Linked DNA regions of Homo sapiens: region 2 is linked to region 1. Evidence: read pairs that join two places in POLR2A ChIA-PET (ENCODE). Cell type or tissue: PC-9. All regions are shown on one strand. Links, peaks and the distances in the headings refer to the core of each region. The heading gives the core; the rest is flanking DNA. Region 1 overlaps LOC400499 (putative uncharacterized protein LOC400499). Region 2 overlaps CLEC16A (C-type lectin domain containing 16A).

Region 1 (9,026 bases), core at 657-8,656:
GGCAGGCATGGCCCTTGCTCTTCAGTGACACCCAGCGGGGCTGAGCTCAGATGCTGGGAGCCATCCAGGGCCAACTCCGTGTGGTCTGCAGACCGTCCCCTGCCCCCACCTGCCTGGCAAGATCACATTGTGCTTGGTTAAATTCCACAGGAGTCCTGGGCTGTAGCCCTATTACCAACTTGGATCTCCTCAGAGATCGACATGCTTCTGCATGTTTAGTAAGCACCCTGCATTCGATTCCTAGGACTACTGTATTAAATTGCCACCAACTGGAAGGCTTAATGCAACAGACAGGTATGGTGTCACAGTTCTAGAGGCCAGAAGTCCAAAAGCAAGTTGTCAGCAGGGCCACACTCCCTCTCAAAGTCCTAGGGAAGATCCTTCTGTAGCACCTCCAGCTTCTGGTGGTTGCCAGGACCCACGGCTGTGGTGGCATCACACCAGTCTCTGCCTCTGTCCCACGTGGTGGCCTTCTGCCTTCTGGGTGGCATCTTCACATGGTCTTCTCACAGGGACAGCATTCATTGGGTGTGTGGCCTACCTTCATCCACTATGGCCTCAACTTGATTACTTTTGCAAAAAACCTATTTCCGAATAACACCACGTTCACAGGTATAGAAGGTTAGGGCTTCAACCTATCTGAGGAACAAAATTCAACCCTTAACAGACATACGTGCACGCGCACACACACTCTTAAGTCCTGTTAAGTTTTGTGAACCATTGTTCTGTATCATTTTACAGATCTTGGAGCTGAGGCCCAGAGAGGGTGACACCCTTACTGAAGGGTGCACAGCTTGTTAGCTGCAGTGTCTGGACTAGAATACAGGGTAGCTGAGGCTCCCTCCCCTGCAGGGCCTCCTCCGGGCTTGTGTTCTCTTGGGGGCCTCTGAGCCTCTTTCCCACCCCATTCTAGACTCGCCTGTCCTGGTCCCTGCCGTGCCCCCAAGGCTGGGCACCTGCAGGGACTTAGGTAAGCTGCCCAGTGCCTGGGGTGTTATGCCAGGTGTGCCCGTGTCTCCTTGCTTAGACCTTTGCAGTGGTTCCCATGCAAACTCGGAAAGCCTGGGCTGTAGCAGAAACACCAGGGCACTGGGGATGTTAGAAATGCCAGGGCCCGGGGCCCCCAACACCAATTAAATCAGAGTGTCTGGGTGGGGCCTGGGCAGCAGCCATCTCTAAGCCACCCTGTGGGCGGCTGCTGCTGGGTTGGGCTCCTAGATGGGTATTTTTAAAAATTAAAAAAAGTATTTGTCATGAGACTGGCTAAGTTTTGTATTTTTGGTAGAGACAGGGTTTTTGCCATGTGGTCCAGGCTAGTCTGAAACTCCTGGGCTCAAGCGATCCACCCGTCTTGGCCTCCTGAAGTGCTGGGATTATAGGAGTGAGCCCTTGATCCTGGCCCGGAGTATTTTCAAAAGTGCTTTCTGTAATGGGGCACTGGCAGCCTTAGACAGGGATATGGCGTGGGGAACCTGGTGCCCTGGAGATCGGGCGTGGGCATTGTGCCTTCCCTTGGTTCCCTACAGGTCCAACAGCAGCCTCCCCAGCCAGCCTCTTCCTGAGCCTGGGGCGGGCAGGGGAGAGACCAGGGACAGGTGGGCCAGGCTCCACTCAGGCCTCTGCCTTCCCCCTCCCAGCTTCGTGGCTCCAAGGCTCAGCGGGTTGGCCTACTGGGCCGTGTCTCCACCTCGACTTCTCAAAGCCTGGTCCGGTTGGAGGGAAGCGTGGACAACAGAGAGGAGAAAGTGAGGCTGTCTGTGTTCCGGGCCCCAAGCTGTCTGCAGGCCTCTGTGGCCCATGAGGAGGGTGAGTGGCAGCTGGGTCCCAGCTCAGCTAGCTGGGCCACGGCCCCTGTTGGCTCAAGAAAGGACGGGGGTCTGGGCGTTAAGATTTCAGAAGTCGGGGCTGGGTGCAGGGGCTCATACCTGTAATCCTAGCACTTTGGGAGGCCGAGATGGGTGAATTGCTTGAGCTCAGGAGTTCAGGACCAGCCTGGGCAACATAGTGAGACCCCGTCTCTACTTAAAAAAAAGGGGGGGGGGTGGCCAGGCGTGGTGGCTCACACCTGTAATCCCAGCACTTTGGGAGGCCGAGGTGGGTGGATCACAAGGTCAGGAGATCGAGACCATCCTGGCTAACACGGTGAAACCCCATCTCTACTAAAAATAGAAAAAAGTAGCCGGGCACAGTAGCGGGTGCCTGTAGTTCCCAGCTACTCAGGAGGCTGAGGCAGGAGAATGGCGTGAACCCGGGAAGCGGAGCTTGCAGTGAGCCGAGATCGTGTCACCACACACCAGCCTAGGCGACAGAGCGAGACTCTGTCTCAAAAAGTAAAACAAAAACAAAAACGAAAAAACCTGGTGGGGTAGGGGGTGATGTGTTCCTGTGGTCTCAGCTGCTGGGAGTGAGCTGTGATCCAGCCACTGTACTCCTGCCTTGGTGTCTCAAAAAAAAACCTCAGGAAACCCCCTGAAGCCTTATGGCATCCCTAACTGACTGCCGTGTCGGGGGAGGGGACAGAAGAGGGGGCTTCAGGTGGCTCAGGTGGTTGCTCTAGGTGGTGCAGCTCAAGGTTCTCAAATCCTAGGGCCTTGAGGCTTGGCCTGGGGCAGTGGGGAGCTACGGAAAGCGGTGGAGGGGGAGTGGGCAGCCAGAGACATGGTGGGGGCACCAGCAGGTCCCTTTCTGGCTCCAGGGGGCAGAGAGGAGAGTGTGGTGCTGCGGGCATGTGCCCATGGGCGGACAGCCGAGGCGGAGGTCCTGTTCCGGGATGGCAGGCAGCCCTCCCAGCCGCTGGGACGCCTGACCCTGCAGGCTGCCAACCAGAGTCTCCTGCTGGCCGCGCGCGGCTGCCAGGGGGGCCTGCTGGGCCATGTGGAGGTGAGAGGGCCTGGGCTGGGACACAGGGAAGGGGTTACCGTTCTCCCACTGGGCAGAGGCCCCCGTGCCAGGAGCCCCGAGCCCTTGGGGTCCAGCTGTGCCCAGAAACCAGGGCAGACAACCCCATTGTGAGGCCCACACCTGCTGCTGGCACCGAGAACCTTGTGTCTACTTCATTCCTGCGAGGCCCCAGCCTCTTCCTCTGTCCTCACAGTCCAGGATTGCAGCAGTTGGCTCCCAGGTGCAAGCCCGGCTGGAAGAGAAGGTTCAAGGCTTGGGTGCCTCTGTGAGAAGGTTCCAGCAATTGGTGGGTATCACAGCAGGGGAGGGTGGGGGCTCAGGTTGGAGAGGTCCCCCTCTGACCTGGCTTGTAGCCCCCACTCACCAGGCAGGAGGGTCTGGGGCTCTCTCTGCCCTGGACCTCACCCTGATTCTGCCTCGGTTTCCCTGTCCAGGTGCAGCCGGCAGGCACCCTGGACGGCGTGGCAGGCCTCCTTCTGCAGCTGTCCCAGGCGGGGCGGGAGGCCATGCAGGCGAGTGGTTGGGCAGTAGCCACTTTGTGGGCCCGGAGCCAGGCACTGACCCAGCACCTGCCTCTTTACCTGGAGTGGCTGCAGGTGGGGCTGGAGCAGCTGCGGGAGGAGCTGGAATGTAAGTGTGGGAGGGGGAGGGCTCAATCCTGTGCGGAAATCAATGTCCCCCCTCTCCACCGGGGCCCTAAGCGCTCACATTGGCCTGTGGCACTGTTTCAATCAGAAATGTGGCCTCGCTTCCCATGGGCCTGTAGCCCAGCTGTGTTTAGCCCCCTGCCTTATTTGTTATAGATCTACAGCCTTTGTTTTTTCTGGGTCTGCTGTGTCATTTTTACAGAGTCTCCAAGCTCATCTCCCTTATGCCTGCTGCCTAGGTTTTTTCAGTCTCCCGCCTGCTTTCTTTTGAGTATACAGCCTTGTTTCTGTGAAGCTCACTGCCACAGCATCTCTTTCTGGTTCCACGATGAGCTCAATGTGGCCAGGTGGTCATTAAAGGCTCACACCTGCTGCCCCAACCAGCCTCGTGGCAGGACTGGGAACCTCTGGCCTCTCCGCCATCCAGGGCTAATGCCCAGCACAGCACAGAGCCCCCAAGGCCCTGCCCAGCGCCAGGGTGGGCATCCCTCTGACTGGCTGTTGAATGTTACCTCCCGATCCTCCCTGCTGTGCCAGAGTGTTCCTGTGACCACCCCCAGGGCAGTGAATCAGGAGGAATGCGCCAGGACTCCGCCCAGCGCTATTCACAGCTGTGATTTATTATAGTGAGGGGATGCAGGAGTGTCAGCACAGGGAAGGGGGCTGGGGCGGAGTCTAGGGAGAACCAGGGCCAGTGCCCAGGGTACTCTCCCAGTCCCAGCGCTTTCACACAGGATGCATTTAGCTGTCCCAGCTGTCACCAGAGCAGCTCCTGGGAGACTCAGCACCCAGGGTTTTTATTGGGGGCTGCCACACTGGCAGGTGCTGCTTGGCACGGACCACACTGTCAGACTCCTAGGAAGCAAGCAGGGGTCCGGCATAAACCACGTTTGTACAAACAGTTCAGATGCAGGGAGCCTCATATCAATTCTAGGACTGGTGGGAACCCTCCCCCAATCCAAGTTCCCAGACAACCTTATAAGCAGGCCTTGCAGAGACGGCTCAGGCCTGCTGTGACAACTCCCCTGCAATCTCCAGTGCCACTGCTCTGTTCCAGTTCCCCCAGCTCCCCACATCTTAATCCCAGGAACAGGCCCTATCTCCTCGAGGCCTGGCGTGTCTGGGCAGGGCTGGTTCTCTGACCTGCCCTGAGGTCTCATGGTGGGTGGTGGCTGCCTGTTGCAGGGCCCCTGGCCACACTGAAGGATGCCTACCTGGAGGTGACACTGCGGCCCCTGGAGGAGGTGTGGCGGGAGCGAGCAGAGGAGGCCATGCGGCGGCTGCAGGCCTGGGTGCCCGGGATGCCAGGCAAAGGGGGTCCAAGGCCCATCAGGGCGGCCCTGGGGGCCATGAAAGGAGCCCTGGAGCTGGTGAGTGAGCAAGGATGGGGCGTAGTTGGCAGGTGAGGATGACTGAGCCAGCTCTCACTGTCCCCTCCCTCTCCAGGCCGCCCAACAGATGCTGTCTTGGGCTGAGGCCACGTTCTCACGGGCACTGAAGAGGCTCTGCAAACCACTGCTGGACCTGTACAGCCTGTCGGCCAGGTAACTCGGGGTTTGAGAGTAGCGCATCCTGCGTGCCTGCCACATACCAGGTGCAGTGCTGAATGCTTTGACACCTTCCGACACACTGACTCCTGTGACCACCCTGCCCAGGGGCTTCTTCTCTCCTCGTTTTACAGATGAGGAAGCTGGGCTTTCTTCCTCACTCCATAGATACCTCGTGAGCACTGGCCGAGGGTAGGCAGGATTTCAGGAGCTGCAGAGAGCGCAGTGGCTGAGGCTGACCCTGCCTTCAGGAAGCTCACTTTTACTCAGACACGAAGCACAAGGAAGTCATCTACACCGGGGCTGGTACAGCTCGCTGCAGAGGGCCTGAGAGTCGCATCTTAAGCAGGCCATTCGGCTCTGTCACATTTCCTTGCTTTTGTTTTGTAATCTTTTTTTTTTTTTTTTTTTTTTTTGAGATGGAGTTTTGCTCTTGTTGCCCAGGCTAGAGTACAGTGGTGCAATCTTGGCTCACTGAAACCTTCACTTCCTGAGTTCAAGTCATTCTCCTGCCTCAGCCTCCCTAGTAGCTGGGACTACAGGTGCGCGTGCCATCCCACCCAGCTAATTTTTTGTATTTTTAGTAGAGACAGGGTTCTGCCATGTTGGCCAGGCTGGTCTCAAACTCCTGACCTTAGGTGATCCACCTGCCTTGGCCTCCCAAAGTGTTGGGATTAGAGGCATGAGCCACTGCACCTGGCCTGTTTTGTAATAATCTTTTTAACACACAAAAACCCTTCTTACTTGCAGGCCGTGCAGAAGCTGGCCACAGGCTGGGGCCCACTGGTCACCATTTACCACCCCTGAGCTATACGTTAGGTAGCAAATGCTAGAGAAGGAACATCGGTGAGATGGGGGGGTGGATCCTATGAAACGGTGTGGCCATGACTGGCTTTGAGGAGAAGGTAGAGTTTCAGCAAGAGCCACGGGGCCAGCGTGGTAAGAGCGCTCCAGGTGGGGGTCACTACTGCACAAAGGCCTGGGAGAGGGATGTGCCTGGCCTGTTTGTTTTTGAGATGGAGTCTTGTTCTTTGTTGCCCAGGCTGGAGTACAATGCTGTGATCTCAGCTCACTGCAACCTCTGCCTCCCAAGTTCAAGGGATTCTCCTGCCTTAGCCTCTCAAGTAGCTGGGATTACAAGCATGTGCCACCAAGCCCAGCGAATTTTTGTATTTTTAGTAGAGACGGGGTTTCACCATATTAGCCAGGCTGGTCTCAGACTCCTGAGCTCAAGCAACTTGGCCTCTCAAAGTGCTGGGATTATAGGCATGAGCCACCAAGCCCAGCCCTGTCTATTTGAATATCAAGCCAGCAGGGCTGGAGCAGAATGCCTGCAAGGGAGAGTGGATGTGACTGGGAGTTCCTAAGACTGGGGAGGCGGGTAGGTGGGGCTCAGCTGGTCTCTGGCTTCTGCTCTGACCTAGGAAGGATGTGATCGCCCTTTCACTTTAAAAGACCCTTTTGGCCCCTGTGTTGAGAACACGGGGGTGGTGGATAGAAGGGGGGAGCCCAGTTTAGAGCAGAGACCTGGGGACCCAGTATCCTCCCCCTCACAGGCACGAGGCCCACCAGGAACCGGGCTCCAAGCAGGGAGGCAGCTCCTTCTTCCATGCTGGTGGCCTCACAGAGCATCTGGAATCCGGCTCTGCCTCTAACTAGGATTCCTCTGCCTCAGTGCTCTGTGCCTCAGTTTCCCCAGCCATAAAATAGGGACTAAACCCACATCATGGGGAAAAGACTCCCTGTGATACAAGTTCCTGCTCCTGCCTTCCTGCGGTCAGAATGGAGGCTGATGAAGGGAAGAGCTCCCAGGGCGGGGTTTGGCTTGGCTGAAGAATGACCTGCCTGGTTACTCACCTACCTGGTGAGTGGGATCCTGTCACTGCTAGGTGGGGGTGCCAAAACATGGATTCAGGTGGCAGAGAGGGAGTTGAGGCTGCTTCCTGCCTCCAGCTGCAGGGCCTCTGGGTTCCTAGAAGTAAGCAAGTGAGGCCACCTGCCCCTGCTCCCTCTCTACTGGCCCATCAACAACAGGGTATGAGATGTTTGTCTTCCCACTATACCCCCATGTGAGCTGACATCCCCCTGATCATTCAAATCTCACAGGCTTGACTCCTACTCTAGATCCTGAGAAAGTTCCAGTCCTCCCCTAAACTGTAGAAATTTTCTAGACCTGTTGGCCAGGCACAGTGGCTCACACCTGTAATCCCAGCACTTTGGGAGGCCGAGGTGGGCAGATCAGTTGAAGTCAGGAGTTTGAGACTAGCCTGGCCAATGTGGTGAAACTCCAACTCTACTAAAAATACAAAAATTAGCCGGGTGTTGCGGTGGGCGCTGGTAGTCCCAGCTACTTGGGAGGCTGAGGCAGGAGAAACAAACCCGGGAGGCAGAGGTTGCAGTGAGTTGAGATTGTGCCACTACACTCCAGCCTGGGCGACAGAATGAGATTCTTAAAAAACAAAATTTCCTAGACCTTCCAGCTCCTGTCCTCGGCATCCCCACACATAAGCCCATGCTGCCCAAGACCCGGGGAGCAGAGTAGGCATGACATCGGACATCTGTGTCCTCAAAATGGGGCAGCTTGTTTCTGTCCCCAGCCATCATCTACCACCTCCGTTGTCATGCCGGCCTCTGTCCTCCTCCACCTCATGATGGGATTTCCCAAAACAAGGACAGCCCCTCCCTGAAAGGCACCCTCATGCTCTCCACTGCAGAGCTCTTCCTGCAGACCTAGAAGCTCCCCTCTGCAGCCAAGGGAAGCAAGGCTCGGGCAGGCACAGTGACTTGTCCTCTGCATTCCCTGCAGGAACCGCTCAGTGGTGGTGATGCTGCCACTGTTGCCTGCGGGGGACGAGCCCCTGGACGTGGCCCGGGTGACCAGCTACCTCATGGAGGAGAAGCTGCTGCGGCCGCTCCGAGAGCTGTCTGGGGCCAACGTGCTGGCTGAGTACTACTGGCTCAGACGCCGCCTGCTGGCGGGCCCCTGGGAATGTGAGTCCTGCCCCGGGCTGTGCCGCCCTCCTCCCTGAGAGCCCCCTGCCTCCTGGGCACAGGGAAGCCTCCATAGGCTAGTAGCATCACAGTGCCAGGCCCAGAGCTTACTGGACTTCCCAAGGTCCTATGGGACTAGGGCTGAGGGTACACATCCTGCTTTTGTCCAGAATATAAGTCTTGGCCCTGCAGAGGGGTGAGGAGGGTGGTTTAGGGCTTCAGGCCAGCTCCCTCCCTGCGGGCACTGCTGGAGAAGACGGCAGCCCTCCAGATCCAGCTGGAAGAGAACTGACTGACTTCAGACTCGCCGGTCAGAGGCGACCTGTAGCCAAGGGCTGGGGAGCTTGCTTGTGGCTCAGGCTTGCTGTGTGGCCAGGCAAGTCAAGTCTAACCTCTGTGGGACTCGGTTTCCTCCACCATGAAATGCTGTGTGGCCAGGTGAGTCTAACCTGTGGGACTCTATTTGCTCCACCGTGAAATGTAGGTAACAACGTGGCTCGCTCATATGGGTAATGGGCATGTACTGTTCTTGATGCAGGGGGAGCCCCTCATGTCTATGGGGGAACCCCGGTACCCAGGCTTGGCAAGGAGTGCTTTATGTGTGTGGGACTCACACCCAGGCCCAGGGCTCCCTAGAAGCGTGGGCGCAGTCATGTCTAAGCAGCACATTGGTGTTGTAGAAAACAGCCTGGTCTTCAAGTTCCATGTGTGTGACCGTGGGCTTCTCTGTGCCTCTCAGTTCTGACAGCTGCCCACGGGGCTGGTACTGCCTCCCTCAGGATGCTGGGACTGGCCGACAGGTGCCTGGCTGTGCACCATAGATGGTGCTTCCTGGCCACGGGCAAGGGCACCCCCACCCCCAAGCCACAGCTCAGGGGCCGCACTGGCTAGACTGGTCAGACCTCCTTCTCAGGCCATCTGTTCCCTACCCTGAAGAGGG
Region 2 (9,026 bases), core at 644-8,643, 370 kb after region 1:
CCCATTGTGGAGGGGCTGGTGCTATGGCAAGGTTCCAGGAAATGTGGGGTCACCCAGGTTTAAGAAGATGTAGCTACAGATGGCCATCGATGAAATGAACAATCAGGCAAAAAGTCAAAGGTGGATGGCAGCACCAACTCATGTGGCCAAGTCAAGAGGGCAGGCCCTATAGATGGGGTATGTGTTTGTGTGTGCAGGGCAGGGAATGAACCAGGCAGGGAGATCCAAGCCCAGCTACTGAGGGGATCCTTCCTTGGAGCAGCAGAGCATTTCTAGGAGCAGCCAATGTGAAGCAACCCATGTCCTTTAGACAGAGCCAAGCTCCAAAGTGCCAGGAGCAGGGCAGGGAGAGAGTTGCGCTATCCTGGCGAATCTCTTTGCAAAGGAGTGAGCATTACAGTGTTGAGTGATGGCTCCGTCTCCATGCTTCTGGGTGGCCAGAGCTGGAGAAGCAGGGAAAGAAAGGGAGGCAGCATGGTCGGGCTGAGGGACAGAAGAGGCTCTGGCCCTAGGGCTCAACCTCCCCACTGAGCCCTCTCCTCTTCCCTGAGAGAGCACTCAGCATCGACCTCTCGGGCAGCTACCTGCTCCATTGCGTGCTCTCAGAGCAGGTGGCGGCGGCGCTTTTCTCCTCGTCCGTGGTGTTCTGCTCCTGCACGGAGGTGCTGGCGGCCAGCTCTGAGAGCTTGCTACGCTCCATGATCACCATCTCGATCTCTGGAAGCCAAAATGGAGACTGGGATGAGTCCAGACAGCTTTTCAGCCCTAGATTTATACACATGCTCATGTTGGAGAATAAATATGCATAAATGACTCCAAACACATCAAGCACATGTCCGACAGCAGCGACCTGAACACCAGAGACACACTGGGGTGGAAATAAGACAGAGGCCAGAGCCTCTCTTTCCATTCATCACAGCAACACCAAGAAACGTGTTCCTGTCTTTGACAACAAAACACAAATTGCAATCATTTATTCTATTTCGAGAGTTTAAAATCGTCTTTTTTACTTTATTGATACCACATTTCCTTCCCAAAGGATTTCAGGCAGCTGAGAAGATATGACATGTGGTTGATAAACATAATCAACCTCACTGACAACATTCTAAAGCTCCTTACATTTTTTTTTTTTTTTTTTTTGAGACAGAGTCTCGCTCTTGTCACCCAGGCTGGAGGGCAGTGGCGCAATCTCAGCTCACTGCTACCTCCGCCTCCAGGGTTCAAGTGATTGTCCTGTCTCAGCCTCCTGAGTAGCTGGGATTACAGGCGCTTGCCACCACACCCAGCTAATTTTTGTATTTTTCGTAGAGACAGAGTTTCGCCATGTTGGCCAGGCTGGTCTCGAATTCCTGACCTCAGGTGATCCACCCACCTCGGCCTCCCAAAGTGTTGGGATTACAGGCGTCAGCCACCATGTCTGGCCTAAAGCTGCTTACATTTTTAATAGAAAGCTCTGATGTGACTGAAGCCTTTTGTTTTCCTTTTTTACTTACAACTTCCAGAAGGCAGAGAGAGATTAGGAACCTCATTTTTTCTCCCCATTAAACAAGGGTAACCTGTAGCAATCAGCTTAAGCATGGTGTGCATTTTTATTTTTCAGAAAAAGTTATGAACCACCAAAGAAAACATCTTGAATTAAAGATGGATGAGGGTTGGGCTTTATGGTGTCCCCATCAGAGTTCTTGGCTGTGCGGGCGTGGACTTTCAAACAGTCAGCCTTTGGAACTCAGAGTTCACATCTTTTTCCCCACCTTCGGGAGACATACAGGGGGTTAAAAGAGATGACAAAATGTGAACCTGCACTTCTGTTTCCAGAGGGATGTGAACACATACCTTGGGCTCAGACACCGCCTCTGCCATGGTCTCCCTCCCCCCGGCTCATGCAGGGACGTCTGCCACCTCTTCTGCCACCCTAATGTATTCTCCACACAAACCCAAGTGATTTTAATGAAATTAGCTCATGTCACTCCTCTGTTCAAAACTCCCAGTGCCTACTCATCACTCTCAAGATGAAATCCAAACACACGGCCTGGCCCCAGTCCACCTCTGACCTTACCTCCTGGCCATCCCTGCCTGGCTGGCTCATGCTGCTCCAGCTGTGCTGGGCTTCTCACTATCTCTTGAACATCCCAAGCTTGTCTCCATTTTTTTTTTTTTTTTTGAGATGGAGTCTCGCTCTGTCGCCCAGGCTGGAGTGCAGTAGCATGATCTCGGCTCACTGCAAGCTCCGCCTCCCAGGTTCACACCATTCTCCTGCCTCAGCCTCCTGAGTAGCTGGGACTACAGGCACCCGCCACCACACCCAGCTAATCTTTTGTATTTTTATTACAGACAGGGTTTCACCGTGTTGGCCAGGATGGTCTCCATCTCCTGACCTCATGATCTGCCTGTCTCGGCCTCCCAAAGTGCTGGGATTACAGGCGTGAGCTACCGCGCCTGGCCCAAGCTTGTTTCTATCCAAGGATCTTTACACAGTAATTTCCTCTGCCTGGAAGGCTCTCACACCAGGTCTCTCCTAGCCAGGTGTGACTGGGGTGCATCATTCAAGGCTCAGTTCACATGTCGCCTCCACGGAGACATCTTCCTGGACGCCCTCTTCACCTGTTTTTTTTTTTTTTTTCTTTTTTGAGACAGGGTCTTGCTCTGACACCCAGCCTAGAGTGCAGTGGTGTGATCATGGCTCACTGTAGCCTTGACCACCTGGGCTCCCGAGTAGCTAGGAACACAGGTACATGCCAGCACACCCGGCTAATTTTTTAGTATTTGTAGAGATGGGGTCTCACTATGTTGCCCAGGCTGGTCTCAAACTTCTGAGCTCAAATGATCCTCCCACCTTGGCCTCCCAAAGTGCTGGGATTATAGGCGTGAGCCACCACACCGGCCTTCACCTGCCTTTTTTTTTTTTTTTTTAATACCTCTTTAAAAATTGTTATTAACTAAACTAAACTCTACACTTTGGGCAGATTTCATTAGTTTTTCCCAATGTCTTTTTTCTGTTCCAGGATCCCTTTTACATTGAGTCCTCATTCTTAGGTTCCTCTGGATGTGACGTTTCTCAGACTGTCCTTGCTTGTGATGACCTGGACATTTTGAGGAGTACTGGTCAGGCATTCTTGAGAGTCCCTCACTCTGGGTTTGTGCAATGTCTTTCTGCTATTTAGACTGGGGTTACAGGTTTTGAGGAGGAGGACCACAGAGGGGAAGTACCCTTCTCATCACATCCTATCAGGGCACATACTATCAATATGACTTATAACTGTTGATGTTAATCTCCAATACTTGGCCAAGCTAATGTTCATCAGCTTTCGCCACTGTGAAGTCACTTTTCCTCCTCCTTCCATACCATACTCTGTGGAAGAAAGTCAGTAAACACAGGCCACACTTAGAGAATGGGACATTAGGTTCTGAAACGTCTTCGCGTATCTCCATAAATTATTTGGCATTCTTCTGTAGAGGAGATTTGTCCTTCCTCCCCCTTATCTTGATTTTACTTAATAATAATAGCATTCATTGTGACTTGGCTCTTACATTCTCTATTGTTCTGCTTCTTTACTGTCTGCCTTCCTCCACTAGAACAGGGGTTTTGTAGCTGTCTTATGTGTCTTGTTCTCCACTGTCTAATCCAGTGTCTGGCACAGAGTAGGCACACAATAAGTATCTCTTGAAGTGATAAATGAGCGACTGGTCTAGCCCAACACGAGATGTTTTGGCAGCGGGCCCGAGTGGCAATGATTCATGGTAGCTGTGATCTGAGGCGGGGTGGGCCACTCCCCGACAAAGTCTGTGATCAATGTGGTCACAAAGTGTTCTCGTGGGGAGATATCTCATGCCCCAAGAGACTCTCCCCAGACTGTTAGGCATGACTGTACCTGCAGGCACCCCTTGGCATGGAGGAGCACCCCCCCCCCCGCCCCGATATTCACATGGGCCCCGGCCCTATGTGAGGTTCACTCTCACCATCCCCCTTCCCTCCCATCTGATCTGAAGTCAGATGTCAAAGATCAGAGTCTCCCACAGGGCGGGCCCCATCACACAGGTGGGAGCCAACAGTGCTTTCTAAGTGGTGTGTGGACAAATGCTTTGTTTGCATAGTTTTGTACTTATTTCATTGTGCATTGGAAGAAAATTCTAGCTGCACAGAAAGCCTTCTGTGGATATTAGTGCTTAGAATAAGGCTAAATTTTGGGAAAAAAACAAGTGAGTCAATTCAAAGAAAGCTATCCAGTAAACAGCAGAGCAAACAGTACACAGATATGGCCAAGAGCTGGAATGTGGGCTGGGCGTGGAGGCTCATGCCTGTAATCCTAGCATTTTGGGAGGCTGAGGCAAGAGGATCCCTTGAGGTCAAGAGTTTGAGATCAGCCTGGCCAACATGGTGAAACCTATCACAAACATTAGCTGGGTGTGGTGGCGGGCGCCTGTAATCCCAACTACTGGGGAGGCTGAGGCATGAGAATCGCTTGAACCCAGGGGGTGGGGGTTGCAGTGAGCCAAGATTGGGCCACTGCACTCCAGCCTGGGTGACAGAGTGAGACTCTGTTTCAAAAAAAAAAAAGAAAAAAAAAGAAAAAAAAGAGTTCGAACGTGGTGCAGACTGCTGTCGGGGAAACATAATTCTCTTTCCCTTCTGCCATTTTCACCTTCACCAGCCTCCTTCAGGCACCTAGTGTCCTCCAACTACCTTGGCCATCTCCAAAGTGGGTATGGACCTCAGTGGGCATGCAAGATGATTCCCTAGGCAGTAGGTCTTTTAACGCTTCTCATCTTTTAAAATCTATTTTGTTTTATACTGTCCATAATACTAGCATGATCATATTATATATAATTTATAATACATAAATTTTTACACATATTTGGGAGATGTATGCTTAAATGTCATATGTATAGGTTTGCTTGTGTTTACTAACAAGGCTTGCCATCAGACATCTGAAGACTCCCAAGCAAGCCTGTGAGGCTAGCCTCCTCCTCGTCTCCCAGCCTCTGGCCTCTGCCCCATGAGGCAGAGGACGTGGCATAGGCCCACCTCCCCTACAGCTGCAAGTTCTCCTTCCCCAGGCTCAGCTCTGCCCTGCTTGGTTGACACAGTGGGAACTCAGCTCCAAGTACTTCCTAAGGTTACAGGGCCAAGCCCCAGCACCCTGGCCTGGAGGCCAAGCTTTGTGACGTAGTTGTCCCCTTTCTGGCTTAATCTCGTTGGACACCAGCAGAATTCCGGAGCAGAGAAGAGGGTGAAGACAATTCAGCACCAAGCTCATCCAACTTTTTTTTTAAGCAGCTGAATACTAATTTGCAGGACAATTTTCCAGGGCATCCCACCACAGTCAGCAGATGAGCGCAGAGCTGCTCCAGGAAAGGGTGGTGGGCATCAAATGCCTCTGACTGCCGTGGGCTCCCTCGTGCACTCCATGAGGCCCCTTTCTGGAATTCTACGGCTTCACACAAAACTGCTTGAAAACCACCGTCTGGTCCAACCCTGGATATTGAGTATGAGTGCACAGAAACCCACAAGTGCAGTGATTCTTAACACAGCTGGAAATGCAGCAGCAAAGCCAGGACCGCTCCCCCTTCCTCACCCCCAACCCCCGTGTCACATCTTGACGCAGAACCAGACCCACATGGGCCTCTCCACACAAAATGGGATTTCCACACCCTGGCTGTGACACCTGTGCGCACAGCTGCACCTCACAGTCCTCATCCAGCTAGCACAGCTGTAGAGTGAGTGGCTCCACTTAATTTTCTAGATGAATGCGGATCAGATCTTCAAATGTCAAGGAAAGGTTTCTTGCTCTTCTTTTTGATAGTTTTATCCAAACAACCCTTATAGGTACTGAAACAACCCTTATAGGTCTGCCAATTCCCTGAAGCTCTATGCAAAGTGCTATGTGGGCATGGGACCAGTTGGTAGCAGGTTTTTGGGGGAAAGGGCTCCCCAGATTCTCACTGCTCTAAAGTGAGTATCATCTTTAGAAGAGGACATCAAAGAGGACTTGACCTCCCCTGATGATCAGGGTCACAGGGAACCTCCTCATAGTGCTACACCTGAAGTTGGCACGGTTCTGTGCCACTCCGGGCCCCAACTCCAATTGTCCCTGTTGTCACTGGCCAGCCTCCCTCCCAAGGTGCGGGCGCCACACTGCTGCCACCAAGGAAAGCAGCTCAGTAGGCTATGTGGATACAGAGTTCCACCTATGGTCCCCAAGGCCGGGACTGAGGCACTGAGGCTGGATTTCCAGGGGGCTCTGACTGAACCTCAGTTATGATACTATTTGGAGTTTGAAGGGACTGAAGCAATAGTTTAATTTGCTTGCTTTTATGATTTCTGTCACGTCTCTGTGTTACCTGTACTATTTTTCATTTTATTTGAACTATTACTTTTTTTTCACTTAAATACAGCTTAAAAGGAAAGTTTAAATCACCGTTATACTCTACAACCTAGCAGCCCACTTGTAGGTCTTTCTCCGCAAGACACACCTCTGGAAGTATGCAACTGCACATGCACAAGGATATTTACTGTAGTATTCTTTGTAATTGCAAAATACTGGAAACTACCTAAATGCCCAGGCATAACAGACCGATGGAATCAACTATGGTACATACACACAGCACAGCTGTGAAAAGGAATGAAGAAGATCTGAGAAATGATATGGAGTAATTTCCGGAGACATTGCTAAGTGGAAGGAACACATATGCTACCCTGTATGTAAGAAAGGAAAAGAAGAAAACATACACAAATCTGCTTATTTTTACAGAAAGAAACACAGGAAGGAGACTTCTTCAGTACACAATCAAGTTGGTTATCTATAAGAGATGACAGGAATTAAGTGGAAGGGAGGAAGGATACTTCAGTTTGCTAATATTCCATGCATTTTTAAAATGAAAATTAAATCAATGAGAATGAGAAAGAAGAAGCCTAAACTGGAAATTTTAAAAAAGAATCCAAATTTCTTCTTCTTCTTCTTCTTCTTTTTTTTGAGACAGAGTCTCACTCTGTTGCCCAGGCTGGAGTGCAGTGGCATGATCTCAGCTCACTACAACTTCTGCCTCCCAAGTTCAAGCAATTCTCCTGCCTCAGCCTCCCGAGTAGCTAGGATTACAGGTGTACGCCACCATGCCCGGCTCATTTTTGTATTTTTATTTATTTATTTATTTTTGAGACAGAGTCTCACTCCATCGCCTAGGCTGGAGTGCGGTGGCGTGATCTTGGCTCACTGCAACCTCTGCCTCCCAGTCTAACGGGATTCTCCAGCCTCAGCCTCCCCGAATAGCTGGGACTATAGGTACACATCACCATGCCTGGCTAATTTTTTTGTATTTTCAGGGCTCCACCATGTTGGTCAGGTTGGTCTCGAACTCCTGACCTCAAATGATCTGCCTGCCTTGGCCTCCCAAAGTTCTGGGATTACAGGTGTGAGCCAGCACACCTGGCCTCATTTTTGTATTTTTAGCAGAGATGGGGTTTCACCATGTTGGCCAGGCTGGTCTCAAACTCCTGATTTCAAATGATCCGCCCATCTCAGCCTCCCAAAGTGGTGGGATTACAGGTGTGAGCCACCATGCCTAGCCTGAATCCAAATTTATTTTAAATGAATACCAAATCCACTCTGAATGGGGAAAGGAAGGATGCTCAGATTAATCCAAGTAGCTTATAAACACAATACAGCAGATCTTTGAATAACATCATTTCATTCAACATTGTTGCATTATAACATGGATGAGGATAAAAAGAAAAAAACTGATTCCCAGTCCCGGCCACCGTCTATGTGGAGTCTGCATGTTCTCGCCATGTCTGCATGGGTTTTTGCCACATATTCTGGTTTCCTCCCTCATCCCAGAGATGTACATGTTAAGTTCCCTGGCATGTCCACACAGGCGCAGTCTGAGTGAGTGTGGGGGCGTGTGAGTTTGTCCTGTGACAGGATGGTGCCCTGTCCAGAGTTGGCTCCCACCTGGCGTCCTGAAGTACCCAGGCACTGGTCATACAAGATCCTAAACTGGAAATATGCGAGTTGGAAAATAAATGAATACAAATGATTGTCAAATAACAATTCATAAAGTAGACGATAATACAAATGCATGACAATAAATGATGTGGTATGAAAGCATTCAACAAGCCTACCAGATTTGTGATTGGTTTTGAACCTCGTGCAGGAAGGAGGTGCTCCTTATGATTTTTCACTTTGCAAACATTTATTCCTTGATTTAACCCACCACCACCATGACTGCTGTTCATTCATTAATTCACCAAAAATCGGGTAAGTAATTATCTTACATGTTTTCATAAATCTTTCTTTTTTTTTTTTTTTTTTTTTTTTTTTGAGACGGAGTCTCACTCTATCGCCCAGGCTGGAGTGCAGTGGCGTGATCTCGGCTCACCACAAGCTCCGCCTCCCGGGTTCACGCCATTCTCCTGCCTCAGCCTCCCGAGTAGCTGGGACTACAGGCACGTGCCATTCCGCCTGGTTAATTTTTTGTAGTTTTAGTAGAGACAGGGTTTCACCGTATTAGCCAGGATCGTCTCGATCTCCTGACCTCATGATCCGCCCACCTCGGCCTCCCAAAGCGCTGGGATTACAGGCGTAAGCCACCGTGCCCGGCCCATAAATCTTTCTTAAGTGTATGTACAGCTCACATTTATTTCAATGTTTAATGCTAGAAGTATTTTGGGCCTTTATGTAGAAGTTAGATATGTTTTCGTGACCAGAAGTATGCCACATGAACTTAACTCCTGTTGATATCAACTCACCTATGGTAAAATTGGTTTCTTTATACATAATTTCCCTTAAGGTCACAGTTTCTAAGAACCTATCCTTGATGTTAAGTGAGGAATTAATGTGCTCAGCTATATATCCTCTATATGGGGATAAGTAAAGTATTGGGGTGGGCATGGGGGAGGGAAAATTGCAAAAACATCCTGAACTGTTTTTTAAGCAATAAACAACTCTAAGTGAAGCAATTCTGAAGCTTTTAGGTGCATTATAAGATTGGGCAAATCAGTGAGTAGACGTTGTTAGGAGTCAGGGCTCTCA

The links. ChIA-PET counts read pairs that join two places held together with the same protein. Peaks named below come from ENCODE experiments on the same cell type or tissue, not always from the same donor. Only the 100,000 strongest peaks of a DNase experiment are listed, where the experiment ranks them.
Region 2: POLR2A ChIA-PET joins it to region 1 with 7 read pairs; 3 of 35 experiments call an interaction of 5 or more read pairs at or near these places.

What each region holds. Positions count from the first base shown.
Region 1 is chr16:11,386,171-11,395,196 of GRCh38, reverse strand. It overlaps LOC400499 (putative uncharacterized protein LOC400499), which reads left to right. Exons shown (of 67, transcript NM_001370704.1): 55 at 1,638-1,806; 56 at 2,696-2,880; 57 at 3,095-3,187; 58 at 3,336-3,531; 59 at 4,734-4,918; 60 at 4,995-5,092; 61 at 7,902-8,086. It also overlaps a transcript of LOC105371082 not described here. Among named protein-coding and RNA genes, the nearest start is that of RMI2, 45 kb to the right of the region's middle. RefSeq lists enhancers at 4,576-5,330, 7,746-7,835, 7,368-8,250, 8,026-8,335. In PC-9, for the core only: no CTCF peak of the experiment used is centred there; no DNase peak of the experiment used is centred there.
Region 2 is chr16:11,011,884-11,020,909 of GRCh38, reverse strand. It overlaps CLEC16A (C-type lectin domain containing 16A), which reads right to left. Exons shown (of 24, transcript NM_015226.3): 12 at 585-717. Among named protein-coding and RNA genes, the nearest start is that of CLEC16A, 72 kb to the right of the region's middle. RefSeq lists a silencer at 3,904-4,198. In PC-9, for the core only: no CTCF peak of the experiment used is centred there; DNase peaks (open chromatin) are centred at 3,729 and 4,179; H3K27ac peaks cover 1,600 bases.